2 separate regions of the Mus musculus genome follow, and region 1 is linked to region 2. Evidence: chromatin loops called from intact Hi-C (ENCODE). Cell type or tissue: heart. All regions are shown on one strand. Each heading gives the region's core, and the rest is flanking DNA. Links, peaks and the distances in the headings are about the cores only.

Region 1 (15,882 bases), core at 3,023-11,022, 130 kb before region 2:
TTGTCCAAACTTTGACGATGACAGCATCAGTTGCTTTAAGCAAAGATATTTTTTTTTTTGCAAAGCAAACATATCTCAGCCCCTCATTCTACCATAATCTATCTTTCAAATACAGGGCGTTCCTTCCCATTGAGAAGCAATGCCCCTTGAACACAAACAACACTCACAGTTCAGCTTTCTCCTCATTGGCCTGTTGCTGCTACATCTTGGGGCTTACCCACTCCTCTGCCTGCCTTGTTTGTCTGTTCTCTATTGGTGAGAGGGATTTTGGGTTGGTGTACAGGGTGATGCATCTATTCCTGTGTGGGCTCCTTGCAGAGCTGGGTGGGAGGGAGGGAGCTGCCAACTGCTGATGTTATTTCCCATTCTTAGGAGAACATATCCCCTACAAGTTTCCCTTTTCATCCCTGTCTTTCCTGAGCACCTACCAGGCATATCATCTCTCTAAGCAGCAGGAAGAGATCCAAGGAACTAGAGTGGGCAAGAATTCTCTCGCTTGACCTCCAGACCTGTATTTCTTTGCTTGCTTGCATGCTTGCCTTAGCTTTGTTAACCTTCTCTGGGCTTCTGGGGAGATGGACGAATCCCACCTACATGGAAGCATTTTACACCTGCAGCTGGGACTGAATGGATGAACTGCAAATTGGGCATAGGCCCTTTCAAGGGAGCTCTGTCCAGCTAAGAATGAAGGGAGATGTAAGGGTCCTGTCGTGGCCTCCCATTCTCTACAGATAGAAGGAACATTCTGCCTGCCTCACCACTCCTCCTCCATAAAACACAAGTGTTTTTAACTGCTATTAAACAGGACTGCCACTTGTCTTGTAAGGAACCTCCTTTAGTGCATGCAAGAAATGAGACCAGCCTGTCACTGAACGGTAGGTCACTCTGCGCAGGGCCAAATCAGTTGTGGTCAGTTAAGTTCATCTTCCCAGGCAGGAGGAATTCCCCACGTACTTTCAGTTCTGGTCAGAAGTGATCTTCAGTGTCATTCTTAAAAGGGACACTGATAGGAAATGACCTTCAGTGCTTTTTACCTTACTTTAGGGTTGGGTTTTATTCATCCATACCACAAGGTTAAAGCAGGACTGTCTCTATTTGTAATGTATTTTTTAATGAGATGGTCAATTGTTCTATGTGGTGAAAACGAATGAGAAGCATTATCAGTGCCTTCATTAACCCCACAAGGTAACTGTTGTCTTAAAAGCAATCTGCAAAGTGGTTTCCTGTACCAGTTTATCAGGAAGTTGTCCACAGTTGCTCTCTTTCTCTACTCTAGGTAAACAGGTTTTAGTCTTTCAGCTATTTGGTTACCAAAAAAAAAAAAAAAAAAAAGTAATGATTTCACGCTCTTCCCCCACCCCCAAATGAACAACAACAACAAAAAAAAAAAGTGTTGAGATGTGTATTCTGGTGTGACGGATCGGGTATTGTCAAAGGCCTAGATAGCCCTTACCAACTCAGACCTAGCACTGACTTCTGAGTACATCATAGAACACCCTAGAACCACATGCATTCTTTAAAGTCCTGTTTTGTAAAAGTATGTTAAATACAGATAATGGAGTCCAGGAGATGAAAGAAGACATCACCCAACTGAAGACCTGCAGGTAGTGAGTCAGATCCTTGAAGGCATAAGAAATAACTAAGTTACCCCTGTGTCTGGTCGCCTTTGAACTGTCCCTCATTATATCTGTCACAGGAGCCTCTTCAAACTCTCATTATTGCCAGGGTGGATCCACTCCTTCCTAGAGGTGACAAAGGCTGTGCCCACCTATCTCCGTGGGATACATTCCAGACATGGGAACTTGTCGGATGTGGGTCATGAGGGCAAGTGAGCACAGATACACACTGCTGTGGTTGCTGAGGGAATTCCAAAGGAAAAACACTTCACTTGTGCACCCTAGACCAACAGGAGCTCTAATATACATATGGCTTTGTCTGAAAAGCTACTAGAAGGGACTTGCTTGTCACATGGGCCACAGGAAAGTCCACCCCAGGAGGACTAATATGTCAGAAGGGCAGATGGAAATCCAGACTTCCTGACAGGCTGCTTTCACACTACTGGCTCCTCTTTGCATCATGACTGGAGTCCTCTCTCCAACTGTTCAGTGGCTCTAGCTCTCTCCCTGTGTATCTGTGTGTGTATCCAAGATGATGTTAATTCCATGTTAGAGAGGAGCTGAAAGAGCCAAGAATGCAGTTTGCGGCTCGGATACCCCAGAGACAGTTCACAGACCCAAGTCAGGGATGAAGGCTCTCTAGAAGGCTCCTGGAATGAGCCCTTGTTCAAAGGCAGAAGAACCTAGAGTCTGAGGTCCACAAGAACCTGCAGGGGAAAAGACTTCTGGCCAGGAAGGGGTAGTGTGAGCGGACAACAGGCTCTGTCTGGCTTCTTCTGTTTTCTGTTCCATCCAGCACCCAGTCTGGTAGACACTGCTACTCATTAAAGATGGGTCTTCACCACCTAGGCCAGACTCCATGGCAGCCAACTTCACAGACACACCCAGAAGCATGCCATACCATCTCTTCAGCCAAGTAGATGCCAAAAACTGACTATCACAAGAAAGAAAAATGGTCACTCAAGATAGGAAGACACAGTAACATTCTTTATCTGATTTCACTTTGAGACTTAACATGAGCTGTTCATCCCTGGGTCCTTTTGAAAAGGTATAAAATGCTTTCAGAAGCAATTTTGTAAAAACGAAACAGCACCAATATGTTTATTTTTAAAATATATATCTATTTCCCTATTTGTTGATATGCATGTGGGTCTTTTGCTTGCATGTATGTCTGTGCACTGTGTGCATGCCTGATGCCTACAGAGGCTAGCAGACAGTATCAAATTTCCCAAGTGATAAGTCGTTGTCAAGGGCTGGAGAAATGGCTCAGTGGTTAAGAGCACTGACTGCTCTTCCAGAGGTCCTGAGTTCAACTCCCAGCAACCACATGGTGGCTCACAACCATCTGTAATGGGCATCCGATGCCCTCTTCTGGTGTGTCTGAAGAGAGCTACGGTTTACTCATATACATAAAATAAATAAATAAATACATTTTCAAAAATAAATAAATAGACAGTTGTAGATTTCCATGTGGGTTCTGGGAATCAAAGCCAGGTCCTCTGGAAGAGCAGCCAGTGATCTTAACCGTGGGGCCATCCCTTCAGCCTCCATAGTCAATATTTTCTAGAAAACCTTAACAACTGTCTGATTGTTTTCCAGCTTAAAAAGCTTAGGCAATTTCTTCAAATTATTTGAAGAAAGATACAAACAAGTGACACCTGAATTGACTCTTCCTCATTGGTGTGTTTTCTCTCCCCACCCCAATCCCCTCAACCCAGCATTGACATGAAGCTGAAGGAGAAGCCGTAGCTGGCCTGCTGGAGGAGGACTCCCTTTCTGCTTGGTGATTTTGCTGGGACGTACCTACCTGGAAGCAACAGGGATGGTGACATCTCCACTTTGCACCACCTGGTGCCATTGGAAACTTTCAAGGAAAAGAGAATTTGTTTACTGTTAACATATCCTATGAAATGTTGTGTCTTTTCCTATTTTGCCAATTACGTGCCTCAATGATTTTAGTTGAACCTTAGCAACTAAACCTTCCGTTTAGTTTTATGGACCTTCCATTTTTACTATTATGCTAATCTTCGGTGCAGTGGGACTTGGTTCCTTAGACTGGTTTTTACCAAAAGCATAGCCTAGTTCTGCTGTTAGACAGATGTGGATATGTTTCTGTAGACTGACTGAATCCCTACAGAGCTTCCTTCTAGATTCAGGATGCACAGGGCTTGCCTTGTCCCAGGAACATGGCTTTCTGGAACTCTATGAAATGCTGAACTTGAATAGGACAGACAGACAGATATAAAATCCTCATCAGCTAAGGCATCTGCCCCCTTCCTGTCCACATCTTTCAGTTTTTCAAAAGGACCCGGGCTTTCTAACCCATGCAAGCTTTACTTTATATTTCTGCATGTAAATTGCTCTTTTACAACATCATCTTCTAGTGAGCTTTGAAGAACTGCATCTTGTGAAACTTAAGACGAGCTATGCTTCAGGCCACAGAACAGGCTCCAACCTTTACACTTCGTCCAACTCCAAGGTGGCCCACTGAGAAATCACTGGGTAACATCGAATCGTCCAAAATTAACACTCAGATGCATTGCAAAAGCAATCTGCTTGAGGAAGTTTAAAATTAAATACAAGTATATACTAGCCTTTATGAAATAGCTCATTTCTTGTTTTTTATATGCCCCTAAATTGTTACGGCAATTTCCAGTCTGTGGATCTCCAGCAGAGGTTGGCAAGCTGTACCGAGGAGGCTAAGGCTCCAAAGCAAGAGAAGGTGGCTTCCACACTTACAGTTGAAAACAAAAATTACCACTTAACTGTCTGAAGCTTCTTTTACTCATTCTCCACCAGAACTGAACAGTGACAACAGACAGTTCTTCACAAAGCCAGAACACTATCTTTACAGGAGAAAAAACAAAGTGTGCTGACCCCTACGAGACCAAATATCCATTCCCTCCCTGGTCTCCCTGCTCTGAGTATTTATTTAAATGCTTTCCCCAACTGAGTACACAGAGGTGGTTGTAATCTCATTTGGTTTTGTCAAAAACATTTTTATTTTCTTTCAAGGCAGGATCTCACCATGTAGCCCAAATTGGCCTAGAACTCACTATGTAGACCAAGTCAGCCTCAAAGTTGTGGCAATCCGCCTGCCTTAGCCTCCCAAGTGCAGGTATTATTATAGGCTTGCACCATCATATCTGGACTTGTAAAGAAAATTTCGACATTTACAGACAGTGAAACATCACCTGTGGCCTACTGAGAAAAGCGATGGGTCTTTCTCACAAAAGTGTGGCTCTCTTAAAGCATGGGATTGCTAGACTCAAACTGAAAATGTCCGAAAACTCTTTAGACTCACTCACTCTTCAAAGTCATCCGTTACCAAGCAGCTGGCAAGACAGGCCCTGCCTGGTGGCTTTGTAGGAGAGCTGCAGACACTCTGAGCCCTGAAGAAGTCTCCTCAACAGGGAGGCTTCTTAGCCCAGGTGCCAGAGGTCTTCTGACTTTATCTGCTTCATGTCTGTTTCCAATCTGTCTTCCGTACAAGCTCACACAATATACGTGAGCCGGTCGGTTCCCTTCCCTTCATAAAGCTCCATTATTTACTTTCACCTGTTGATCCTGTTCAACTTAGTTTTTTTTACCTTTGTCTTTTTTTCAATCTCCCTTCTCTCTCTCTCTCTTTTTTTTTTTTTTTTTTTTTTTTTTTTTTTTTTTTTGCTAATTCGATAGAAAAACCTCAGAATCATCTAGGCTCCCACAGCCTGCCCTGCCCTTTGGAAGCCCACCTCAAACATCATGGTGATAGGAATATAGTTACCCAATATCCTGATTCGCTCACCTGCTTAACATATTAACTCCTTTATATTCCATTCTGGAAGATGAATTTCACATTTCCCCTAGCCATGTTAAACTTATGTTGTTGTGAGAACTGCAGAGTTTGGCTCAGCAGATCTGTAGACATGGGACTCTTTTCATAACCAACCAGACATGGCAACAGGCAAACAGGCACACCATTCACACTTTCTCTGAGTCTGTGTATGGAAAATGACTCACTCGTGTGGCATGGCAAAGTAAATTTAATGTGAGCAGTTTCACGTCAATGATATTTGGAAAATCCTATGGGCTGTAATACCATTACAATATTTAAGCACATGTTATCTTACTATCTTCAAAAAACAAGTTACTTTAATTGCATGTGCTAGAGAAAAGCTATCATGCTCATCAAATGAATAGGCTTCTAGGGAATTCTGGGAAAATAGCCCATAAACAGGTAGATGTAACTCTCACGTCGCTCAGCTGTAGCGCCTGCACCCTGGGCATTCTTGCTTTGGTCTGGACTGCCAGGACCTGCTTTGCACTTTTTCCTGTAGATTTGTAGTTAAGGGAACACCGAGGGGTCATTGAGGCAGGAGTGGTGTTCACTCTGAGTTCCAGCTAGTACTTAGCTGGATTTTGACTAAGGCTGAAACAAAAACCTTCACAGAAGGTAGTTGTTGAAGAGTGAGAACAACTGGGGGTGGAGGAAGACCCCAAAGTTCCTATTGAAGCCATACAGTGTTATATAAGGTTCCTCCCTAGGGCATACTGATGAGCAAAGAGGCCACCCTCCCTAGCACACATCCTTAGGATGTAACTTTGAGAGTCCCTTCATGGTTCTGCACAACCCTTGTCTTATCACTATGCCCCAGTGGTCTGCTACTTTAGGAATATCTAGGTGTGCACAAACTTAACCTTTTCTATATCTAAAGAGTTTTCTACGTGTATCGGATTGCTCAGAATAAAGTATATATTAGACGAGTTTTGGTAAAGAAATAAATTCTATCTGGATAGTATGGTTTAAAAATATGAAAATATGTTAAGAACACAATGTATTGCTATACCCTTACTGTGTAATTCAGAAATAAAAATAGATTCCACACATTGTGGTTTCCTCTTTCAACTCAGTGAAACTCTCTGTGGCTTCCCTTAGCAGGAACATGATATGCTGGCCACTTGCCACAGGCAAAAGCAGTGTGCATTTGACTTGCCTGGCCATCGAAACCCTATTGTTTTCTGTCTAATTCTACCTTTCATGTCTTGGAGGCTTTTGCACTGTACTTTTAAAATGGACCATTTACTCTTTGGAACTGTCCCCTCATTTCGTGGTTACTTGATTGTGACTTTTTCTGTCACTTGCCTATTCGTGACATATTTATTTTTAAAGTAAAGCATACTAAGGGCTGGGGAAGAGGGGGTAGAGTTCCGTGGTGAAACACGCACTTGGAATGAGCAAGGTTCTGTGTCTAATCCCCAGCAAAACACACACATGCGTGTGAGCACACACATACATACATATGCACATACACACACATATACACACCCATTCACACATGCACACACGTGCACATACATACGCATACATGCACATACACACAGGAACATACACACATACACATATGCACATGCACACATGCACACGTGCGTGCACGCACACACATACACATACACACAGGAGGGTGTCATTTTAACCTCAACTGTCTTTGTTTCCCTTTTTGTTTTCTGGAGTCTTTGTTGAACTTTCATAGCCTTTAGGCAAAAACAGAGTTAGAAACCATCACTGTAATTGTTTTTAACTAAATAAGACTCACCTGGGGAGCCATCCCATTTACAATCACCAAATCCAGACACTGTTGTTGATGCCAACAAGTGCTTGCTGACAGGAGCCTGGATATAGCTGTCTCCTGAGAGGCTCTGCCAGTGTCTGACAAATACAGAAGTGGATGCTCACAGCCATCCATTGAACTGAGCATAGGGTTCCCAATGAAGGAGCTAGAGAAAGTACCCAAGGAGCTGAAGGGGTTTACAACCCCATAGGAGGAACAACAATATGACCTAGCCATTACCCCCAGAGCTCCCTGGGACTAAACCACCAACCAAAGAGCACACATGGTGGGACTCATGGATCCAGCTGCATATGCAGCAGAGGATGGCCTAGTGGGACAACAGTGGGAGGAGAGGCCCTTTGTCCTATGAAGGCTGTATTACCCAGTGTGGGGGGATGCCAGGGCCAGGAAGCAGGAGTGGGTGGGTTGGTGAGCAGGGGGAGGGGGGAGAAGATGGAGGAGGGTGTTTTTCAGAGGGGAAACCAGGAAAGGGGATAACATTTGAAATGTAAATAAAGAAAATATCCAACAAAAAAATTTTAAAAAGTACTCATAGAAAATAAATAAATAAAATATACTTAAAGAAGAAGAAGGAGGAGGAGGAGGAGAAGGAGGAGAAGGAGAAGAAGAAGAAGAAGAAGAAGAAGAAGAAGAAGAAGAAGAAGAAGAAGAAGAAGAAGAAGAAGAAGAAGAAGAAGAAGAAGAAGAAGAAGCAGCAGCAGCAGCAGCAGCAGCAGCAGCAGCTAGGGTTATAGTAGCTCAGCTGGAAGCGTGCTTACCTAGTATGCATGCACAAAGCTCTAGGTTCCATTCCCCAGCATCACCTAGCACAGCAATAGCCACAGCACTCTGACTAAACAAATACATGAACAAAAAGGGAGCAGTTATTTCTGTCAAAACAGTTATATACTTAAAACAATTTATGGTTAAAAATGTTATTTTAGGGGCTGAAAGAATGGCTCAGTCCTAAGAGCTATTACTGCTCTTGCAAAGAACCTAAGTTTGATTTCCAGCACCCATGCAAGTTGGCTCACAGCTGCCTATAACTCAGAAATGACTCAGGACCGAAGGATGAGCTCTGGTGGCTATTAGGATCAAGGAATGGAAAAAACAAAGACAAGGCTGAGATCATCGCAGACAAAAGAATGCCAGACTGTGACAACGTGGACAGTTAGGGTCATATTGCTGCTGTAGCCTACGGTGGTGGGAATGGAGGGGTGGGGGTGAACTGGGTAGAATGAGGTGGGAGCACACTGTTCAGTATGGCCCAGCTGTGAGGGACAACAAGGTATGCATTCAGAGGAATACCCAAGTCACAGGGCAGAGGTGGGAAAGAAAAAAAAATTCCTCAAACACACATGCTTAACAAAGGCAGGCATTATGCAAAGCCATGCGTTTTCAAGCACACTCTTAGGAGTGATGAGGGGTGGGATGGCAAGCCAAATTAATAATTCAAGTAAAAAGGAGTTGTATGGAATTAAGTCTAAAGTTTATAAGTAAGGACAACTTAGACTTTCAGCCATCAATGCCGGGCCTTTCAGAGGAGGTCATGGAAAAGCTGCGCCTACGCAGACTGTGTCTCCAAAGGGCTGTTTGCCTTTGTGTCGTCTCCTGAGACATTTCCCTGTGTTGGCTGAGTCGGTGTGCAGAAGCCTTGCCAGGAGCCACCCCAATTTCATCATCCTAGAGAGGCAAGAAGTCTTTGGTTCAGCTGATGACCTTCAAAGCATTGAACCTTGCACAGCTTTGGATATTACAGAGTGGGAGCTGCTTCATGGAGCGATTCGCCTACATCGTTACCCCCAAATCACTATCTTTAAAGATCTTTATTCACATGCCTGCATTTGTCCTCCTGTCTGTCTATCTGTCTGTCTGCCTGCCTGCCTGCCTGCCTGCCTCTATGTGCACTAAGGATGCCAAAGAAGTACTGGACTCCCTGGAACTGGAGTTACAGGCAGCTATGAGCACCAATTTGCATGGGTGCTGGAAATCAAACTTAGGTTCCTTGCAAGTGCAGTAAAAGCTCTTAGGGCCGAGCTGTTCTTCCCGCCCATCAAATAATATTTTTAACCATAGATTGTTTTAAGTATATAACTGTTTTGACAGAAATGACTGCTTTCCCCTATTTCTGCAGTCTTTTCTCTAGAGAGGAACATACAGCCCTGGGCACTTGGCCTTGATCCTTTTGAAACTCTTCCCTCTTAAGTTGATGAGATGAGTTTTCCAGTTGTCTGTCATGTTCATGATTGCCTTTGCCAAGTTGTTGTTGGCTCTCTGAAGAAGCACAGGGCTGGGTTGATAGAAGCCTCTGATTGTAGTATTTTTTATCAACTGATCAACACACAGGTGTGTGTGAGTGTGTGTGTGTGTGTGTGTGTGTGTTTAAAAGCACCTATTTAATATGTTTTTACTGAGCTCATAGCCAACAGCTTGAATATTTCCCTGGCCAGAGCAATGCTCCACTGCACATGTCATCTCTCCACAAGACAAGTCACAGGGCTGGAGATGGTATCCTGCATCCGTACTACTTTTATAGTATGCACACGGAAGCCAAGGCATAACCACCTGTTCTACCGCAGCTGGAGTTCCTGTCCTAGGCAATGCGCATTTGTCAGTACTCTGTACACGTCATAAATGATGGTAGAAGTGACACGAATATTGATTTGAGAGGTATAAATAAATTCTAGCAAATGCATGTACGACAACGGAGCCCTTAAAGATTGAAAATAGAGTCTGTCTTATCACCTGGCACCCTGAAGCAACACATGCTTATTTCAGCTTCTGAGGGTTAGAAAGCGAAGCACAGTTTAGCTGGGTTCTTTCACAGGTCCTATACAGGTGTTGTCCTAGAGTATCTAACAAGTCCTGGTCAACCTTTCCCCGAGGCAGAATTCATTTTCAAGCTCGGCAGCCTGGCTTTGGGCAGGTTTCACTTTATTGATGGATTGTTGGACGAAGAACAGCATTCATAGTGCCGGTAAGCTGAAGCCCTCAGATGTTTGCCTTGTTAACCTGTCTAGCGTGGAAAGCCTGTTAAGAGGGAGAGATAGCAAGGAGCAGAGGCTACCAAGATGGAAGGTGCTCTCTCTCTCTCTCTCTCTCTCTCTCTCTCTCTCTCTCTCTCTCTCTCTGTCTGTCTCTCTCCCTCTTTCTTTCTTTCTTTCTTTCTTTCTTTCTTTCTTTCCTCTTTTCTTTCTTTTTTCCTTTCCTTCTCCTCCTCTTCCTCTTCCTCCTCCTCTTTGGTAATGACATCTATAACAAAAGTGATATTTTCTTAGTCGTTCTGTTACCTTATCCTATGCAAGTCCATAAATTCAACCCACTCAATGGCAGAGTGTCACACAAGACACACAAATCCAGAAGCAGGGATTGTTGAAGCCAGCCTAAAAGTCTGTTTGTCATACTCCAATCCCTTTGCAAATTCCTTGGACTCTTGTTCCTTCTTACTTGTTAGTGAAGGTATTTCTCCATCTTTTTTTCTGTTACTTTTTCTTCTGTTTCCCTAGGAATTCAACAAACACATTTCTCCAAATTATTCACATCCTGGTCTCAATCTCGACAGCAAACAATCATTTGCCCTCTCAGTGTCTGGGGGCAAAGGTTAAGCTGTCTTCACTAACTCAATGGTACCATTTCTCTGTCCTCTCACTGTCTTTGAGATTGTATACCCTGACACTTAAATTTTGGTTTCACTTGCTAGCTTGTATTGCTTAGAACAAGTTGCTTAACCTCTGAGCGCCTCATTTTGTCCATTTTTTTTTTACAACATGGATCCAAATTTCATTCTTAACATTTATATAATAGTTAAATTGGAATTAAATGCTCCAGTTAGGGCTTAATACAGATAAAGCACTAAAAATATTGTTACCTTCACCTCCTCACTGTCCTCGCTTTTCTGTGATAGGCTGCACATCTCCAAGCTACTACTAGCTAGCCCCATCAAACAACAAGCAAGTTTCTTTAACTCTGATAGCCACTGTAGTGGCTTGTGCTGTAGTCCTTTGAGAAGGGGGAGCTCCATTTGAGAAAATGTTCCATGGGGTTGGCTTGTGGGCAAGTCTGTGGTACATTTTCATAGCTGGTCATTGCTAGCTCTGAGTGGTCCTGGGTGTATAAGAAAGCAGGTTGAGCAAGCCATGGTGAGCAAGCCAGTAAGCAGCACTCCTCCATGGCCTCTGCATCAGTTCCTGCCTTCAGGTTCCTGTCTTGAGTTTCCGTCTCACTTCCTTCAAGTATGAACTATGATGTGAAAGTGAAAATAAAATAAGCCCTTTTCTCCCACCTTTCTTTTGCTCATGGTGTTTTAGCACAGCAATATGAAGCTACAGTACTGCACCTAAGTCAGCCACACTACCGCAGCTTCTGCCATCCTCCTTCAAAACTTATTTCTGCCTCATTTGCTTCTTGGTTTTAGATTTTTGTTTGTTTGTATATTTGTTTAAGATTTATTTTATTATTTTTAATTATGTGTAAGTGTCTGTGTTTGCATGTGAGTATGAATGCACATGCCCGAGGAAGCCAGAAGCGTCAGATCCTCAGGAGTTAGAGGAGCTAGATCCACAGGCAGTTGTCAGCCACGTAATATGGATGCTTGAACCCAACTCTAGTTCTCTGGAAAAGTAACTAGTGCTCTTAACTGCTAAGCCATCTCTCTAGCCCCTTCATTTTTATTTTCGTTCAGTGATTATCCCAAACATTGCAAGAACAGGGATGGGGCTATAACTCAGAGCATATGACATTTCACAGGCCTCAGTTTCCATGCCCTGCAGCAAAGGATAAAGAAGAAGGGAATGGTGGAGAAGGAAAGGGAAGAAGGCATTTATGAGTGTGTCACCTACAGAGTTCCTCGCTGTTGGCCAGTCTCCATTCTGCCTACAAAGAAATTATTACAACATGATGCTGTTCAATCCCTGTGTAGTTCAAGTTTCACCCATTGTCTCAATAAGTGTCCTTTATAGAAAAAGACAGAATCCAGACCACATTAATACTTAGTCATTATGCCTCTTTCATCTCCTTCAATCTGGCATGATTCTTTGGCTTTCCATGACTTCTGCAGCCCTGACATTTGTGAATGTGAGAGTTGTTCCATTTGGTGTCTCTCGGTGTGGCTGTGGCTGTGTGATTCAGGTTACTCGGTCTTTGGCAGTAGGATGTCAGAACTGACTTACGATTGTCTAACTACTCCCTACAGATGCTCACTTTGAATACCTAATTATGGCAATGCTGATGAAGGTTTCCAACTGGAAAAAAATCTTTTTCTGTCCCTTATCATTAAGGAAAACTTTGTTGTTATGGGGATCTGAATATGCCTAGTTGCTCATCAAACTTTTCATTTTACATGTATTGCTATGAACTTGTAAAAGCTTACTTTATTTGCCAGACTAAATAAATAGTGGGACTATTTATTTTGGTTCTCCGATTGTTCCCTGTAATCTGGCTCCTTCAGAGTGGCTTCTGTGTGCATTGATAAGTCCTCATGAGTCTTGGAACAACTCCCTACTCTGGCACAAGATATTCTAAATGTGACTGCTACTATCTACAGCCCAGCCTGGGAATTTCCCAATTTGTCTCCAGAGCTCTAGTTGACTGTGTTCTCTATTAAGCAGGAAATCAATACTCCTAGGACTGTGAGTACACAGAGCTAGAGAACACACACACACACACACACACACACACACAAAGTCTATATGTCTACATCTACAAGTATTGAAACCCATGAGTTCACATATTTCATGAGTAAATATATTTCAACCCTAGCTCCATCCCACAGATATTCTTCCAGCTGGTTAGACCTTTGGTACCCAGTCAAGAACATATCTTCACCTAAGAACCCTAAAAACATGACTGATACAGATGCCCCAGGCAAATAAAGTAAGCACTATAGACACAGGCACTCTCCATAAACAAATGCTTTTCAACAACCTGGTCTTTAGCACATATTACATACAACAAAATGCTCATCCCACTCCTTTCTGGTCAGGGATCAAGCCCAGGGTCATAGAGGTCATAGACAGGAGGTGTGTCTTCAAGCTAAGGAGACACGGAAAATGTCCCAGGTCATGTATTTAGTTAATATCCTTGAGGAAGTAAGTAGCAGAAACTCAACCAAAAAGTTAAATTGAATCAAATCAAACTTCCCATTCTAATAAGAACCCAGGATCAAAACTTAACTTCTCTCTGCTCTCAGGTTGACCCATTTCTCTGGATAGATTTATTCTGAAGTGTTGTCACCTATGATGGTTTAATGCAAACCCACACAGCTCAGGCTGTGGATCTCATCTGTTTGGAAAGTTACCGGAAAGGGTTACCTCCTGCCCAGGGGCCCCAGCAAAAACACCAGGCCTCCTTATATTGGAGCAACATAATACTCTTAGATTCATAAATAGCTTTACAGCTAGTAAAACTTAATGGAGAAAGGATTCCTCCACAGCTTCAACTAGAAGAGGTACTTGAATGTTTGATGTTCAAAATTACTTTCTTACCATAAAAGTGATTTTCAAAAATATATATATACTAGGACTGCTCAGTTGGTAAGCCTGGCCATATGCATTTGATCCCAAGGACTCATATCATAGAAGGAGAGAACCAATTGCTCCAAGTTATTGTCTGAGCATCCCCCACCCCAACCCCCAACACCCACACCCACACACATACATACAAACTAAATGATCAAATAAGTGTAAAATAAATATATGTATAGCTTTTTAAATAATAAAATCTATACTGGCTATCCTGAATTTTCCTATAAAAATAACAAACACATTTTAATAGCTTTAGTTCTTTGTTAGCATGATGCATGTTTAATTAAAAAATACAGAGAAGGAGAAAAAAAAGGCAAAATGGCACAAACTCTTCCTGGGTTATCACTTGAACCTCCAATCAGAAGGTGACAGTACTGTGACAGCCTCAGTATCAGAGATGGGTAGTAAGACAACTGAAGTCACAACCAAGCTCGGGCCCCTTGCCCAGCTGAGTGTCTCTGCTCTCCTGTTGTAATCCATTTTCTCAGCATAAAAATAAAACATCCTTGTATTCTTTTCTTCTTATTTCGACTAAATACAGGAGAACAGGATGCCAACAATGAGGGTAAAAATCATGCAGCCTGCCCTTCAGCTTAGAGAACCTTTCTGGATGGGCTCCTTTGAAACCCACACTTAAATTCCTATCTATCACCCACCTATAGAGAGACAGTATGGACATCTTGTGTTGTGAACATCTTTCTCAGTGCTGAAATCTTTCAGTTGATTTCCTAGAAGCCCACAAGAGATTATCTTGAACTGTATGGATGGAGAGCAGGTTCACAACTCTGAGCCCTTGTTAACCAGTGCAGTTTAAGAGGGGTGGTCAGGGGCCTGTGCTAGCTTAAGTAACAGCGTTCTTTTCCAGGGCTGAGCAGCCACACTGATGGGGCTGAGGCCATCCTGAGGACATAGCTTTGAGCTTCTAGAAGCTAGGTTGGTGTTTGCTTAAGTCTCATCTATGCTGCCAAGCAAGTGATTTAGAGGCTGGGGCCAAAACAAAGTTGAGAAGAGGGTGCAGGGAACCCAGCTAGAGTCGAACCACCAAAAGGCTCTCTGCCAATGCTCACCAATATTGGGCTTTGAATATCTTTTCATCTTGATCATCTGGGAGAGAAAAATATTTTTCTTTCTATTTGCATTTCTCAAAAAAAAAAACAAAAAAAAAACAAAACCCCAAGCATCTTGAATGTTTCTTCTCATGTGGGTTTAGCTAAGATGTTTTATTCATTTTTCAGATGAGCTAGCCATAACTGAGATTTACTGGCTTGTAATTTTTCAAGTACTTGCCATTTAGGGATCCCAGGTCACAAATCCCTATGGAGTTTCCCATTACCTTCCCCGTGCCAGGGAATACCAAGCCAAGCCAGATTCTCAGCAGGAAACTCACTGGGGCACACCTGGTTCTTGGATGCACAGTTCTAGGTAGCGGTGCACTGAGCTCAGCCAGGTGTGTTTCTTTGAGCCAACCACAGCAGTTTTGAATGAAACCTTCTTGTCCTTGGCTCAATAATTCCCCCAGGGCTACATAAGCAGGAATTGGTCATGTTGCAATAGAAAGCACTTCCATCTCAAAAAGCTATTGACCCCACTTTTTCTTTTCTTTATCGTTTTCATTCTTCTCTCATACATTATATCCAGATCGAAGTTTTCCCTCCCTGGCCCCCAAGTCTCTCCCCACCACCCCCTTTCCCCAGATCCATCTCTGCTGTGCCTCCCCTCAGAAAAGAGCAGGCCTCTCAGAGACATCAACCAAACAGGGCAGTACAAGCTACAATAAGACCAGGCACATAGCATCACACCAAGGCTGGGCAAGGCAGCCCAGTAAGGGGGAAAGGCTCCACAGGTAGGCAAAGGAGTCAGCCCCTGCTTCCACTGTTAAGATTTCCACAAGAACAGCAAGCTACTCAGCCATTAGAATATATGCAGACGATTAGGTCAGACTCCTACTGACTCCCTGATCTCTGTAAGCCCCTGTGAGTCCTTGTTAGTTCATTCTGTTCTCATGGTGTGTTTCTGACCCCTCTAGTTCCTTTGATGCTCCCTCCTGCTCTCTGCAGGACTCCCTGAGGTCTACCTAATGTTTGGCTGTGGGGCTCTACATCTGCTCCCATCAGTTGTGGTCTCTTTGATGACAATTCTGCTAGACTCCTGTCC
Region 2 (15,882 bases), core at 2,810-10,809:
ATTGGTGGTATATGCCTTTAATCCCAGTACTCTGGAATCAGATACAGCAGAAGCAGTTGAGTTCTGAGTTCAGAATGAGTACTAGGGCAGCCAGAGCTACACAGAAAAACCCTGTCTCAAAAAATCCAAAACAAACAACAAAAACTTTAAATGTAATGTTTCTAATGAATGGCACTCAAGATAGTCCTTTGGTCACCTTGGCAAAATTGCCAAGACCCATGTCAGGTGTCACTGACATTAGTCACCCAAGCACAGGCTGAAAGGTAGGAAGCAGAGCTCAGTGCAGGGCAGACACTCACTCAGCTCCACATGGTCGCCACAGCAGCTCCCAAAGTCCTGTCAGAGACCACTAGTGGAATTTAAGAACAGGAGTTGGCAGACACAAAGGTTCTTGGGGGAAGACTACAATATATCCAGATTGGATGTGGGCTTCTAAAGGGAGAGTGGTACTTCTTGTCTTTACGGTGGCCATAGACAAGATTTTGGTGGCATATGAAGTAACATATCAAATGGTTCACTGTTTACAAAACGACATCGGAAAAACCCTAGGTCACCAGGATAGCAGGGGAAGCTAAGACGTTCAGTGTAAACAAAACACTGTGACTGGTCCAGAAAGTTTCCAAGGAGTGAGACCACACCCTAGGTCCAGAAAGGAGTGAGGCCACTCTCCGGCCCACCTACATTCCTTACCCCTCACCCGTATCTCCACTGTCTCATCAAGACAGACTGAGGTGGGACCCTGTAGTCCATCACGGGCCCCACCTATAGTGAGCAGGGTTTCTGTTCACCTCTTCCCGGGACAAATTAACTCAACAGCAGAGAACACCATTCCAAACAGTTTTTCCTAGAGCTCAGTCATGGACCTTGGCACCAGAAAATACTCCAACAGGCTGGACTGCCGTTCAGTAGAAGAGTGCTTGTCTTTTATGAATCCAATCCCTGGCACAGCAAAATTAATAGTTTTTAAAAAAGAAGAAGCTGTTTTTAAAAAATACACTTTCAAGAAAGAAATACACTACTTCAGAAACAAACTCAGCTCACGATCTTGCTTCTTTCTTTCGAGCAAAGTGAGATGAAGTCTTGAGTCCCAGATATAAAACATCTTCATCCCTCCTCCCTCTCCTATCACAGGACCACCCCTGCCCCCGACATCCTTATCATCTCTGGAATTTGGCCCCACCTTCTATTTCCCCATACCTTATCCGCCAGATTTTATCTACCAGACTTTTCCAGAACAAATAAACAAATGTAATGTCTCCCAGCTCAATTCTGACCAGACCAAACAAAAACAAAAGCAAACAAAGCCCCAGAAAGCACAGACAACAGGTTTTCCGCCTACCCTGAATGTGTACCTGGTTCCTATGAACACTGGCGTCCCAGCACAGGGAATGGTCTATAGCTGCCGGAAAAGACCCTTCCTCTCTGTGGAGGCTTTAATACTCAGGTCTGCAGACACTTCCATCCTAGATCTTTCTAGTTGCCAGCTTCTCCGCTCCATTTGGTTGTTTCACAAGCAAAACAGCTCCAAAGGGGAATCAACTTCTCTCCCCAACCTGGTGCCAACCTCATCAACCCTTCCACCTACCTCCCACCACCCCCCCAGTGCTTCCAGCACCATAAATGCTGCTTTCCGTACCCGAACCCACCCCACTCTCATGTCCACACCGCAAACGTCTGAGTCATCTTGCTACCCCCCGACCCCCATCAACAGTATTAGTTAATCACCACTATATTTCTGATTTCAACCACAAACCAAGTCTCATTCTCTCGCCTATTATAGTTCATCCATCACACTATTGGGTGACTGTAGGGGCACTGGGTGGCACTGTTTGCTAACAGCCACTCTACCCTCCTGGGTGGCTGAACATGAGTGCACAGGCTGAGCTACATGGCTGTCTGGATGAGGAATTGAAGCCTCTTCTCACACTGGTGCCCGACAAGGGTGCCACGAGTACCAGCAGTACCCACCCCTCAAACAGTGCCCTTCACAGCTGTGGTATGAGCCGGGCATGGTGGTGCACGCCTTTAATCCCAACACTCGGGAGGCAGAGGCAGGAGGATTTCTGAGTTCGAGACCAGCCTGGTCTACAGAGTGAGTTCCAGGACAGCCAGGGCTATACAGAGAAACCCTGTCTCGAAAAAACAAAACAAAACAAAACAACAACAACAACAAAAAAAACCCAAAAAACAAAACAAAAAAACCAGCTGTGGTATGATCATTTGACCCCCCCCCACCCCAGATCCCAGCAGTGGGTATCACCCCTACCATCACATCCCAGATTCTACAAATGACCCAAAGGCTTCATCCCAATCATTTTCCTCTTGAGCACAACACTCTTCTCCTAGAAACCTATCCCCTTACTTATCTGGTTGCTTCCTGTTCACTTTTTGGATATGTTAAATAGCAAACACAACTTGCAGCGAAAGAGATCTTGCAGGTCTCCCCTAAACCATGGAAGGGGCCCTTGCTCAACAAACAACACCCAGTGCTTTTCAACAAACACCACCACATAAGATTAGGATAACCTATGCAACTAAGTGGGTGCTTGTCTGCCTTTCTCTAGCCAACAGACTCAAGGATGCAGTGAACAGATGCAGAAACATTCACTGTGTCATGATGGTAGCTATAGACCCAGAGCCAACAATACCTGTCTCAGTAAACTCCTGCCTGAACAAGCAAGGAGGGTACCCAGCACCCCAAGGAAGGAAGGCTACTGAATTAACAAAAGAAAAGCAAATCTTGGGGGGATTTCTTAGGAATTTCCTAACTGGATGGAAAATTACAGACCAATGACTCAGGAACTCCATGAGGGGCTGCCCAGAGGAGTGGGGCCTGCCTAAGTGGAGCAAAGCCCTGGGTTTGCTCCCCGCCTGGCACAGAGAAAAACAAAAACAAGAGATTCCAGTGTTTGGTGGTAGCGCCATTGCATTTGGGGGAGAGCCACCATCCTCCATTTAGTTATGGAGAGAGCTTTATTGGAGCCAACTTCTCTTGATACACAACCTGTGTGTCCATCACAGAGGGGCCCTTAAATACTCTGTTGCCACCAGCCTAAGTTTTTTACATTTTAAACAGTCTTTCAAATTATGTACCTAGTCGTGAGTTCTACAAATTACTTCCTGAAGGAGCCAACTCCAACCAATTCCTGGATAAGAATCCACCTTTCATAGCCTGGGCTAGGCTTTTACCTCTCTGTGCTTATTGATCTAAGGCCTAAAAAGGGGTCACAATACCTTCCCATATCTGTTACTACATGTATTTTAAGGTGTCCTCTTCATTAGCTGTTGGGTTCTCAGACTACAGAACTGCACAGCAGAATGCTGTTGGCTAAACGTTGATTCTCTTCTACCATATGGGATCCTGGGATTGAAGTTAGACAGTCAGGCTGGCAGCAGGCGTCTCTTCCTGCTGAGCCACCACAATGGCTTTATTCACAGCTGATCCTGTTTGCTTGTTTTAGGAGGGTCTCTAGGTAGCCCAGGGGAACCTTTAGCCATTCATCCTTCTAGCCCAGCCTCTTGAAAGCTAGGAATAAAAAGTGTGCACTGAATATTCTTGTTTAGTTTTCTTTTGGGTTGATACTTCAGACTGTCAACTTTCTCTACTCAATATGCACGGTCAGCCGATACTTCTCTAACTTCAAAAAGCTGAGAGAAACATTGAGTATATTTTTTTTAAAAAATCAAAATTAGCTTAATAGTTCCTTTTAAAAGTATTTATTTATGTATTTATTTTGGTGCATGTGTCTGTGTGTATATAACTACGTGCTCGTGTGGGCAGCTAACGAAAGAAGCCTGAGGCGTGCATAGGACCCTTTGAAGTGGGACTTACCGTCACTTGTGAGCCGTCCAACATGGGCTCAGGAAACAGAATTCTGATTCTCTGTGAGAGCAGCAACTGCTCTTTTAACCACCAAGGCATCTCTCGGTCCCTTCGTGTTCCTTCTCCAGCTTTGAGTTTCTAATGCTAGACTCTTATCAAGTTTTACAATGGCATAAACACCTGAAATTTCTGTGGTGGTAAAACTTGGCAGGGTACAGAAGCCATTTACAGGGGATAATAACTCTCTGCACTTTGTAATTAAAAAAAAAGACTTATATTTCAAGGCATTTTAATTTACTGATAGCTTCTCTACTCGTTGGTAGGAAGTACTTAACCAATAGTCCATTGATACTTAGAGCATTTTCTATGTAGACCAACTTCAATTCTCAGAGGCCTACTTTGCTCCATAGGGAAATCCTTGGCAATGTCTGGAGCCATGTGAGTTTATTGTCACTGGCGTGGGGGGGTGGGGGGGTTGGAGCACCCAGTGGGTACAGGAATGCTGGTAAAAGTCCTGTAACGTACACAACAGTCTCCTGTCACAAAAACCATCTGGCCAAGGGCTAGGGCTACAGTGTGCTGTGTACAGTACTTGCCTGCCAGGAATAAAGCTCAGGGTTTGGTCCCCAATACCATATAAGGGGGTTGGTGGCGCTCGCCTACAATTCTAGCTCCTGGGAAGTGGGTGCAGACAGATTAGAAGTTCACAGTCACTCTGAGCTTCATAGTGAGTTGCAGGTTGAACAGACCCCATCACAAAAATAAAATCTATTTGGTCAAAACTGTCAGCAGTGCTATAAACACACATGATATTTGTCTCCAAGGGAAACCTGACAGTATCAAACCAAACCTCCATCATCAAAGCTAAGAATATAGTCCCCACAAGAATATACCACACCTGATTTACAACAGTCACCTAGGAACAAACACCCTTTCCAGCAGAGTTGGGTATTTGACGTCCTGACCGAGAACTGTAAGCACATTGCTCATTTGTTAATATGAATACTAAAAATAGACCCAGGGATCCTTATCTGTCCATACACAAGGCTGCATTACTCAGTGCAGCTGAAATACTACACAGTCCGTAGCAAACAGCAGGTGTGCTACATATGCCTGAAATTCCAGCACTCAGGAAGCCGATCCAGACTCTGATGACAGCCTGAGCTGCACAGTGAGAACCTGTCTCCAACCAACTAACAGAAAACTGCCTCTGACATTCAGGAAAGACTTTCCAACAGTACTAACTTTTTTTCCTACCACCTAATTTCCTAATTAGCCATTGCTAAGAAAGCTAGATTTCCTCCCTTTAAAACCTGAAAAAGAAAGGAAGATGGAAGGAAGGAAAGAAGGAAGAAGGAAGGAAAAAGGAAAGCAGAGATACCTGTAGCTTTCCATCTTTCCAGAACTGAAACCTTCTTCCAATCCTCTGCAGAGGGGTCCCTGTCTACTAACAGATAATTTACTCTGATCTTTAAAACAAAACAAAACAAAACAAAACTGTCTACCCCTCCTCTTCCTTTCCAGAAGACAAACCCGCCTTTCAGAACAGCTCTAAATAGGGGCAGCAGGCCAGAGGAAGAAATCATATTGCTCCCCCACCACCACTCACCAAATTCAGGTCACAGCCCCACCCACCCTCCTTCTCAAGTCAACGCACCAGTGCTCTCTCTGAACACTACCTCCTACCTACCAGTTTGCCTCTAGCTCCATTATTTGTAACAAAGCAGTTCTCTTCTGCAGCGAAAAGGAAAGATAAAGAGTACACACCAAGCTGACACTTGTTTTTTTTTGCAGAGCCAAGCTCGGATCCTCCACTGGAGGATCCTCCACAGTTGCACGGGGAAAGGGGTTGCATTTTTTTATTCTGCACTGAAAGAACTAAGACTGGGAGCAGCTATGCGCATGAGATGGACTTCTTCTCACTCTTGAGGTGTGATGGCGCTCATCTTTAACCTTGGTAGACAGAAGCAGGAAGATCTCTTTGAGTTCGAAGCCACATGAAAGAGAGAAGGAATGAAGGAGGGAGGGAGGAAGGCAGAAAAAAAAAAGAAAAGAAAAAGTAATAACCCAAGAAAAAGCAAAAACTAAAGAACTAACATGTCTAAGAAGAATTACCCGTTTTTGTAACAGACCTGCAGCCCAAGGCAAGAGGAAGAGCGGCGACTGCTTGGACCCCAAACTGGCCAGTCTGTTTGCAATCACCCTAAAGTAGTCATTCTCTGCCCCAGCGTCGGCTTCTCGGTCGGCGCTCTAACAGGGAGTCACAAACGTCTCTACACTGGCCTGTGGCCTTACGAAGTTTAAGTCTTTGGCGCCCAAGACACCGTTCGTCTCTACTTTTCATGCCTGCAACCAACCCTGATTTCTAAGCCCTCACTCATTGCACCAGTCCGGGAAAGAGTGGTCAGAAAGTGACTTCTAGATGCCACGTGTGTATCCGCGTCCCACCGAAGGACCGGAAGGAGAGTGCTAAGAGGACTCCTGCTCCATCCTAGCCGGGTTCCCGAACCAAGCGCCCTCTCCCTGCTCCAGCACCACTGCCTCCTTGGTGCAGCCCGTCCCGCCCGTTAGATCCGGTTCGGTGCTGTCCAACTCTGCCGGGCAACCCCACCGCTGGCCCAGCCTAGGTTACCTGGAGCCTGTGCCTGCAGGGCGCACGAAACAGTGCTGGATCGGCTCGCCAAGCGGATACTGGCGCGCTCAGCCTTCTGCGCTCCAGACCTCCGAGCCAGCGCCACGCCCTAGGACCCACCCTCGAGACCACGCCCCCAGGCCCACCCTTAAGACCACGCCCCCGGTTCCACTTCGCCCACCTGCGGCCACCGCTCGAGGTGAGGGCGCCCTCTGGGAGTTGCAGTTGTCCGGGAAGAAAACTAGAATCCAAACTTCCTCTTGCTTCCTAAGAATTCTTGGTTCTCTGGGCCAAGGACAAGCTACCTGGATGGGATCTTTTAAGAACTTTTATGTCTTCTTCCTCTGAAGCAGGAAATGTGCCAACTGTTGTCCTGTCTGATCTTAAAAATAAGTAAAAAGTTAAAATGCCCAACGTGTTTATACTGCATCAACTTTAGAGTCGCCCATGCCTTATCATTTTCTAGATAAACCTTGTATCTCATTTTGTGTTACCAGAATGTCAGAATTTATTGAATAACCAATATATTCACAAGCAATGTCAGTTTTTTGGTTGCAGCTTGCCAAGTAATCCTGATTTTACTTGAAAGCTGGTTCCTCTTTCGCACTTTAATTCGTAGTACTAACTCACTTTACACGTTATGCTTTACATAGTAAACAATACACAAATATACAGATTAGAGAAACTACAAGTTTGCAAGCATGTGGGTCTCAGGTGAGCATGCTTAGTGCCCCTCAAGGATAGAAGACATTATCCGTGGGAGTGTAGAAAGCAAGGCTGAGCTGTCTTGGAAGCACCAATCTGTGAAATTCACCCTCTTGGGCTGTAGATCTGAAGAGGTTGCCCCAAGGACTGCCCGCAACAGAACAGAACAGGAGATAGTGGTGTCTACTGAGTGGAACAATAACACCCCAGTTCATGCCAACTCCAGCCCCATGTGTCCTTTCTGCTAAGCTTGGCCCCTTCCTCTCTTCTATTCTAGGGGTTGACTCTTGGAAGATTGCTTTGTTTGCCTTGTCCCTGTTCCCTGCCCCTCCCCCTTTCCCTGGAGTCTTCCAGGGGAAAGCAACATCAGCTCTGGCCACCTGCAGAAACAATGAACTGGGAGTTAATGATTCCTTCCTTCAACCTCGACCCTTTCCTTAAGAGATTTCCCCTCCAGTGACAGTTTTCGCTCTCTTGCTCTAATTTTATGCAGAAAAGTAATGTTATAATGCATTCTAAGTTTAATTCCATTATTATTTTATGTGCATGGATGTGTTGTGTGTCTGTATGTTCATCACATGCATACAGTGCCCTCTGAGGCCATTGGTCCTCTCAAACTGGAGTTACAGATGGCTGTGAGTCTCCCTGCGGGTGGTAGAAATTGAACTGGGATCATCTAGAAGACCAGCCACACTTCCAGCTCCTTTTATAGTGGATTATGTGTTAGGTCTAGAACAGAGAAAGGACATGAGCCCTTTCCCACATGAGGTTTATGATTTATTTTGTCATGCACACGGAATGTCAGGATGTGACATCTGAACGTCAGCCTGTCATTTGTTTTCATGAGAAAGAGCTGTCTCCCCCATCCTTTCTGGACTAATCTGCCCTGCAGAGGTTTATCCTATGTAGTTTAAGTGTGTTTTGAGCTGTCAATATCTATAAGAATCACACACACACACACACACACACACACACACACCTCTTCCTTTTCCGTTGTGTTGTTTTCTGTTTGTTTGGTTTCAGTTGGGTACTGTAATGGAAACCAGGGACTTAGGCATGTTAAGCAAATGCTTTGATTATTTGAGCTACACCACTGAGTCAGCCTCTGACCTTCTAACTTTAATGTGCATTGTCAGCTTTTAGAATAAGTCTAAGGCTGGAGAGTACTTGTTCCTCTTGCAGAGGATTTGGGGTTGGTTTCTAGCACCCACATGGCAGCTCATAATCACCTGAAACTCCAGTTTCAGAGGATCTAGTACCCTCTTCTAGCTTCCACGTATACCAGACACACACAGTGCATACAGCTCACAGAAGCTGGGACCCTGGAGCACACGGCACAGCCTGTAGGCAGCTCAACAGGATGGAGAGTGTCCTTCTATGTACCTAGGTTGGTTTAAACCTCCTCCAGGCAGCTGGTCCGAGACTCAAGGGTCTTGGCAGCTCGGCTTCCTTTGAGAAGAGCATTCAGCTTCTATTGCTGAGTATGGCAAGGAGAGACACCTAGTGAATTTGCTCAGTCTGAGGGACTTCCTGCAGAAATTTTGAGTTGTTTACTTTCCAGTTTAAGGAGCTTCCCTGCAGGATGGAATGCTTCAATCTCAGAGGAAAGTAACTATTGCACAACACCTTGGTGAGCAGTGGGTCAGTGCTCTTAACCGATGAACCATTTCCTGGCCCCCCGTAAAACCTTTTATAAATATCATCAGAGAACTGTAGTATATATAATACACTCGTCAGTGAGCTATGTCAGAGACACAGACGTGTTTGCCTTTTTTTTTCCCATGTCATCGTGTATTAGAAGGATATAAATTCAACTCCCGAAGTCCACTTCATTGGCTTTAATTCTCTATTTATTCCTGATTTTGCTTGGTATCCGCCAACCATCGGCAATCATAACTTCTTTTGCGCCAAACTTAATTACTAATATTACTGAAGTCATGGGTGGGGAGATGCGTCTCTTCTTGCACTCCATCTCTAACTTCTGCTCCGGAAGAATTCACAGCAGGATGCAAGCAGGGCAAGCCAGGAATTGAGGCTTATTTCAGCAGGCAAGAAAACAAGAGCATCCTCCAGTGCGAAGGGCAGATCTAGCGGAGAGCGGTAGCTCAGGGCTGCCTGGCATCTGGACCTGTGACTCCTAGTCGACCATTTCTCTTCCTCTTGCCCATGCGTGAGGCAGCTTGCAGTGCTTTCCATTCGGAAGGAAGTAAAAAGCCTTCTTAGAAACTGCCCTTATCTATAATTCAGTCTGTTTTAATTATATGCCTCAGATGCAAGAATGTGTTGAGAAATATTAGCAGAAAGAGTAGCAGTGCCTTGCAGACTACTTCTTGAGGCTGGGGGTTGGGGGTAGGGCTCCCTGCTGGCCACCACAAGAACCTACAGAAAAAACCAACTTCATTTCCGCATCCCCAAGCCCCTAACCCCACCCCAAGAGCTCAGTCCTTCCTCTTTTCAGTCAGCTTGACTAGCTCATAGCCAGCTGCAACCCCTCATAGTTACCTTCCTAAGCGTCCCTCAGCTTTGCCATGTAACATTCACTTTTAAACCTAACCTTTGTTTTACAGTTTAATCTTACACGTCCGCGCATGACGCATCGCAAAGTTGTGTATGGCGAAGCCTGAATCAGACAGGCAGTGTTGACTAAGCCTGAATCAGACAAGCTGTGTTTGAAGGCAAAGGCAAAGAGCGGATAGATACGCGTGGACATTTTTTTGCAGAGGAGCATTTAAGTTTTGCAAGGCAGGACACAGGCGCATGGTTGTCAAATGCCTGCAGATCTGCCGGCAGAAGCTTTTGTGTGCCACCCTGGGTTGGTCACACAGGAGAAACCAGGCTTTAACTAGAGACCACCAATGAACAGAGTTCCTTTGCTGTGGCGGTTTTCCTAGATAAAGCTCACAAGTGACCAGGTGATGTCAGCGTGCTTGCTATATCTCCGTCTTAAGGCCCACCCTTTACCATCTCAGGTGAGGGATACATCTGATGTGATTGAGACGCTTGTCTGTCTGAAGTTTCTGATATGAATCGACATATTCTCATGTGTAATTATTTATCAGCACAGATAAATTATTTAACAGATTTCGGCTCCTGGTGCACTGGCAGATGGCAGCTGGGTGCTTGTATAAACAAGATGTAGTCATTCTACCTTGGCATTTATGATCACAATGGAATGACTTAGGTCAAAATTGTTCTGTGTAAAATAAAGTAACTCAAGTCTTGGCACTCTCTGACAGCCCTACTCTGGAGCATTCTGTTGTTTCCCCAGTGTGCTTTCCTCTAGAGCAACGTGAACCTGATCCATCACTGCCCTCCTGGAAGGTGGTGAAGATTTAAAAAATCACCTCTTGCAGAGATTAACTGGTCCTCAAGGGACTTAGGTAAGACCAATAGGTAACCTCTTTGCTTACGGATGAGGCCTCACGCAGACCTTACATTCCCATTCTTATCTCACAAATGATGAGTTCATTCCTATACCCCTACTCACTAAACTAGTCAAACTGCGATAGTCTGAGCTCTCTTCCAACCCTTTGGATGAATCATCCACCCTCAGGCTAAGGAAGTATTGAAATGCAGGATAAAGCCTGTAAGAGCCCCTAACAGAGCCTCTTCCAGCTCCCCAGGAAGAAAACCTCTTCTTAGTCTCCCGTCCAGTCTTACCAACGGCTAAAGCCAGTCCTTGGGACAGTGTCCTTTCTAGCTTTGTTTATGGCTCCTAGATCAAAGAGACAGAGAACAAAGAAAGGAGAAAGAGTTCTTAAGAGTATGTGTTTGTGACTGGGCTTCTCTGTGTAGACCTAGTTGTCCTCAAACTCGATTTGTAGACCAGACTGGACTTTGAACTCAAGAGAGAGATCTGGTCGGTTCTGCTTCCCAAATTTAGGATTAGAGGTATGAGCTACCACCTCTGGATTAAGAGTTTTTAGCTTTTTCTTAAACATTCTTTTCTACCCAGTCTTACCAAACACTCCAGAAATTACAGTTGAAGTATGCCCCACAACCCCATTACACAAGCAAGCAGCTCCCTCACCTTATCTAACTGCCTGCATTCTCTGATCTGTCTTCCTTTGTTTCCACCCTCTACATGCCTCTGCTCCCTCCCCAAGCTTTCCAACCCACAACCCTGATCACAAGATCTAGCCTTGGAGTTCTCCTTTCACTTCTGGTGCTGTGACAAAGCACTGATAAAAAGCAACGCAAGGGAAGAAAGGATTGACTTGTCTTATGTGTCCCGGCTGCAGCCCCTTGCTGAATGAATTCAAGGCAAGAATTCAAGCATCTAGTCACACATCACAGTAGCAGAGAGAAAAGGATGTGAAAAGTTGATAGAAAATATTGTGGAAATATAAATGTGTTAAATATAACAGAGTAACTATGTCCGTGAGCTTTGTCTGAATAGTAGGTACATTTTGAAATGCATCAACTTGATGATATCTAAGGTCCCTAGTTATCTTTAAAACTTGGGAGTTTGGGAGGGAGGGATGCTGAGGGCTTATAGTACTTTCTCTAGCACCCATTACAACAAAAAGAAACAATAGGGCTGGAGAGATGGCTCAGCTGTTAATAGCACTGTCTGCTCTTCCAGGGATCCTGAGTTCAATCCCCAGCAACCACATGGTGGCTCACAACACTGGGATCTGATGACCTCTTCTGGAATGCAGGTGTACATGTAGACAGAGCACTCATAGACATAAAACTTTTTAAAAATTAAGTAAATTTTTTTTTAACAAACAAGAACAAAAACAAATCCCCATTCCCAGAATTATACAAAATCAGTTTAATTAATGGATACTCGTTAACAACTCCATAGAGTGTTTTTAGGTCAGGTAGAATAACAGAGGGTAGCTGTTTATATAAAAGAATTTTTGCCTCTTGTTTTTATGATACTGGGAGAATACATCATTTTGATCTGTTAATAATGTGTTTAATGTTTATAGGTTGTAAAGGTATGCTACAGGGAAGTCTGTAGCTATAGAAACCATGAGCTATGCCCTGGTAGCTCATGCCTCTGGTACTAGCATTTTAGAAGAGGGAGAGAGAGCAGTTTGAGTTTGAGGTCAGCCTATGCTACATAGCCTAGCCTAAAGAACAAGATCCTGAAAACAAACAAGCAAACCAACGAAATTGTGAGCTGTATATTCTCAGGCTTAATTGGGCTTCTTGAACCTGCTAGAGGATGCACCTAAGTGTGTGTCTTTCATCTGCTCTTTGAGTTTCACCTCAGATTCCATGGCCTGTACAGCAGGAACTTATTTTCTCACTCTTCTCTTGTTGTACCTGCTGAAGATGGAATTCAGAAACTGTGCGTGCTGCACAAGTGTTCTGCTGCTGAGGCAAATCCTCAGCCTGCTCTTTCCTAAGACAGGGTTTCTCTGTGTAGCCAAGCTGGTCTGGGATTTTCAGGGTAGGCCTCAAGGCCTTTCTGTCTCAGACCACCGCAGTGCTGGGATTCCAGCCCCAGCTATCACGGCTGCTCATAGCTTCCTTAGAATTCTCCAGGCTAGAAGTCCACAATCAAGGAGTTCTTAGGGAGAATTTCTTATTAGACCTGCTCTTTGCCTTGTGCACACAAAAACTAAAGTTCCTTGTTTTGTTTTGTTTTGTTTTGTTTTGTTTTGTTTTGTTTGGCTTGGCTTGGCTTGGCTTGGCTTGGCTTGGCTTGGCTTGGCTTGGCTTGGTTTGGTTTGGTTTGGTTTGGTTTTTTAAAAAGAACAGGTCTTCTTCGCCCTATTCCCAGCTGGCTTTGAGCTCATTATGTAGCTCAAGTTATTTAAGGCCTACAAGTCCCTAGCCTTTGGCTTCCTGGGTGCTGAGATTGGAAGTGTGTGCAACCATTTCTGGGTCTTAGATATCTTATATTACTCTTCATGTTTTATTTATAGATACTTTTTTAAAAAAATATTTTTTATTACATATTTTCCTCAATTACATTTCCAATGCTATCCCAAAAGCCCCCCATACCCTCCCCCCCACTTCCCTACCCACCCATTCCCATTTTTTTGGCCATGGCGTTCCCCTGTACTGGGGCATATACAGTTTGCGTGTCCAATGGGCCTCTCTTTCCAGTGATGGCCGACTAGGCCATCTTTTGATACATATGCAGCTAGAGTCAAGAGCTCCGGGGTACTGGTTAGTTCATATTGTTGTTCCTCCGATAGGGTTGCAGATCCCTTTAGCTCCTTGGGTACTTTCTCTAGCTCCTCCATTGGGAGCCCTGTGATCCATCCAATAGCTGACTGTGAGCATCCACTTCTGTGTTTGCTAGGCCCCGGCATAGTCTCACAAGAGACAGCTACATCTGGGTCCTTTCAACAAAATCTTACTAGTGTATGCAATGGTGTCAGCGTTTGGAAGCTGATTATGGGGTGGATCCCTGGATATGGCAGTCTCTAGATGGTCCATCCTTTCGTCTCAGCTCCAAACTTTGTCTGTGTAACTCCTTCCATGGGTGTTTTGTTCCCAATTCTAAGGAGGGGCATAGTGTCCACACTTCAGTCTTCATTCTTCTTGAGTTTCATGTGTTTAGCAAATTGTATCTTATATCTTGGGTATCCTAGGTTATGGGCTAATATCCACTTATCAGTGAGTACATATTGTGTGAGTTCCTTTGTGAATGTGTTACCTCACTCAGGATGATGCCCTCCAGGTCCATCCATTTGCCTAGGAATTTCATAAATTCATTCTTTTTAATAGCTGAGTAGTACTCCATTGTGTAAATGTACCACATTTTCTGTATCCATTCCTCTGTTGAGGGGCATCTGGGTTCTTTCCAGCTTCTGGCTATTATAAATAAGGCTGCTATGAACATAGTGGAGCATGTGTCCTTCTTACCGGTTGGGACATCTTCTGGATATATGCCCAGGAGAGGTATTGGTGGATCCTCCGGTAGTACAATGTCCAATTTTCTGAGGAACCGCCAGACTGATTTCCAGAGTGGTTGTACAAGCCTGCAATCCCACCAACAATGGAGGAGTGTTCCTCTTTCTCCACATCCTCGCCAGCATCTGCTGTCACCTGAATTTTTGATCTTAGCCATTTATAGATACTTTTAAGACACATGGTGATCCACCTTCAACAGAAGGTTCAATGCATTTATAGGAACAATACCTGAAGAACCCTCAGGAGACTATAACATCCTAACTAGTTGATAAGACACCCTAGCTTGCCCAGGCAGTCCTCTAACAGCTTCTGAGATGTTAAGTGGTGAATGGCCTTGGACAGAAAGGAAGAAACAGTAAAAGAAGTCATGGTATATATCATTGCCCATGAGGGATAAAGCTCCCAGCACAACTACACCCATGTTAAAGATTTTACAAGTGACTGACTGAAGAGAACTTTTTGAGCTTCAGAGTTGGAACCTTGCAGGCATGGATTCAAATTATATTAGTCTATTAGTCCCCTTATTAGCCACTTATTTCAGTCCCCTTACTGCCTTCTAATTGACCCTATGTCTGACCTAACATTTCACCTCTCGAGAAAACACACTACACACACACACACACACACACACACACACACACACACACACACACTTTTAAAAAGTAAATGAAAGAGGACAGAAGAACCATACAAGCTCACAGACATTTTGAAAATAAGAATTCCTGGGCCTAGGAAACGGAATGATCCAGCTAGAGTGGTTTAGAAAGTGACCTAACTGGAGTATGAAGTGTGGAGAGGGCGTCCTCTGCTGGTAACAGACTCACCAAACACAAAAACAAACAAGCTCATCTAGCACCATGAAGATCAGACACTAGAAGCCAATGTTGAACAATTTATACCATCTACTGGGTAGAAATGGTTTTGCTTTGTGTCCTCGCTAGTTTTTATGTCAACCAGACACAAGCTAGAGTCATCTGAGAGGAGGGAGCCTCAATTTTAAAGATGCCTCTATAAAATCTAGCTGCACATATAAGACTGTAGAGCTTTTCTTAATTCATGATTGATATGGGAGGGCCCAGCCCACCGTGGGTGGGGTCATCCCTGGGCTGGAAGTCCTGGGTTCTATAAGAAAACAGACTGAACAAGCCATGGGGAGCAAGCTAGTAAGCAATATTTTTCCATAGCCTCTACGATAGCTCCTGCTTCCAGATTCCTGTCCTGACTGCCTTCCAATAATGAAGTATGGTATGAATGTGTACATGCAATAACCCTTTCCTCCCCAAACTGCTCTTGGCCATGGTGTTTCATCAAAGCAATAGAAAACATGACTTATGAGACCTTGCTCCTGTCAACTAACTTATTTTGAAAGACATTCCATCTCAGCTTATGTTGGTCCACTTTCTTCTTGTTTGCACAGTGCAATATTTAAATTGATCCCTGCAATATTTGAATCAGTCTCTGATCAGCATTCAGGCCAAGTGAAGTTTTTCACCTTCACAAACAACATAGCAGTGAGCATCTCCACGCGTGTGAAATCTGTATGGAATAAAGTACTAGGAGTGCAGTTACTTGGTCAATCATTCAACTTCCTGAAAAGATGACCAGTTTAGTGTGTGGTTCCCTTCAAGAGGAGTGGTGATTGACAAAAGACAACCCGACAAGAGTAAAGGAAATGAGTTCCAGGTCTGTGGACATGCTATAAGAATTAGCCCACTGGAGCTGGAGAGATGAGTCAACAGTTAAGAGTACTGATTGCGCTTCCAGAGGACCAGGTTTTAATTCCCAACACCTACATGGCAGCTCACAACTGTCTGTAACTCCAGTCCCAGGGGATTCAACATCC

What was found. Peaks named below come from ENCODE experiments on the same cell type or tissue, not always from the same donor. Only the 100,000 strongest peaks of a DNase experiment are listed, where the experiment ranks them.
Region 1: it touches region 2 in a loop (2.2-fold over the local background); 3 of 42 quality-filtered maps call a loop at or near these places.

Annotation. Positions count from the first base shown.
Region 1 is chr19:17,217,450-17,233,331 of GRCm38, forward strand. It overlaps Prune2 (prune homolog 2), which reads left to right. Exons shown (of 20, transcript NM_181348.4): 20 at 3,335-6,483. The coding sequence ends at 3,365. Among named protein-coding and RNA genes, the nearest start is that of Gcnt1, 130 kb to the right of the region's middle. In heart, for the core only: no CTCF peak of the experiment used is centred there; a DNase peak (open chromatin) is centred at 6,552.
Region 2 is chr19:17,350,102-17,365,983 of GRCm38, forward strand. It overlaps Gcnt1 (glucosaminyl (N-acetyl) transferase 1, core 2), which reads right to left and starts at 6,566. Exons shown (of 3, transcript NM_173442.5): 1 at 6,456-6,566. In heart, for the core only: a CTCF peak has its summit at 6,674; a DNase peak (open chromatin) is centred at 6,570; H3K4me3 peaks cover 2,533 bases; H3K27ac peaks cover 1,572 bases; H3K27me3 peaks cover 1,512 bases.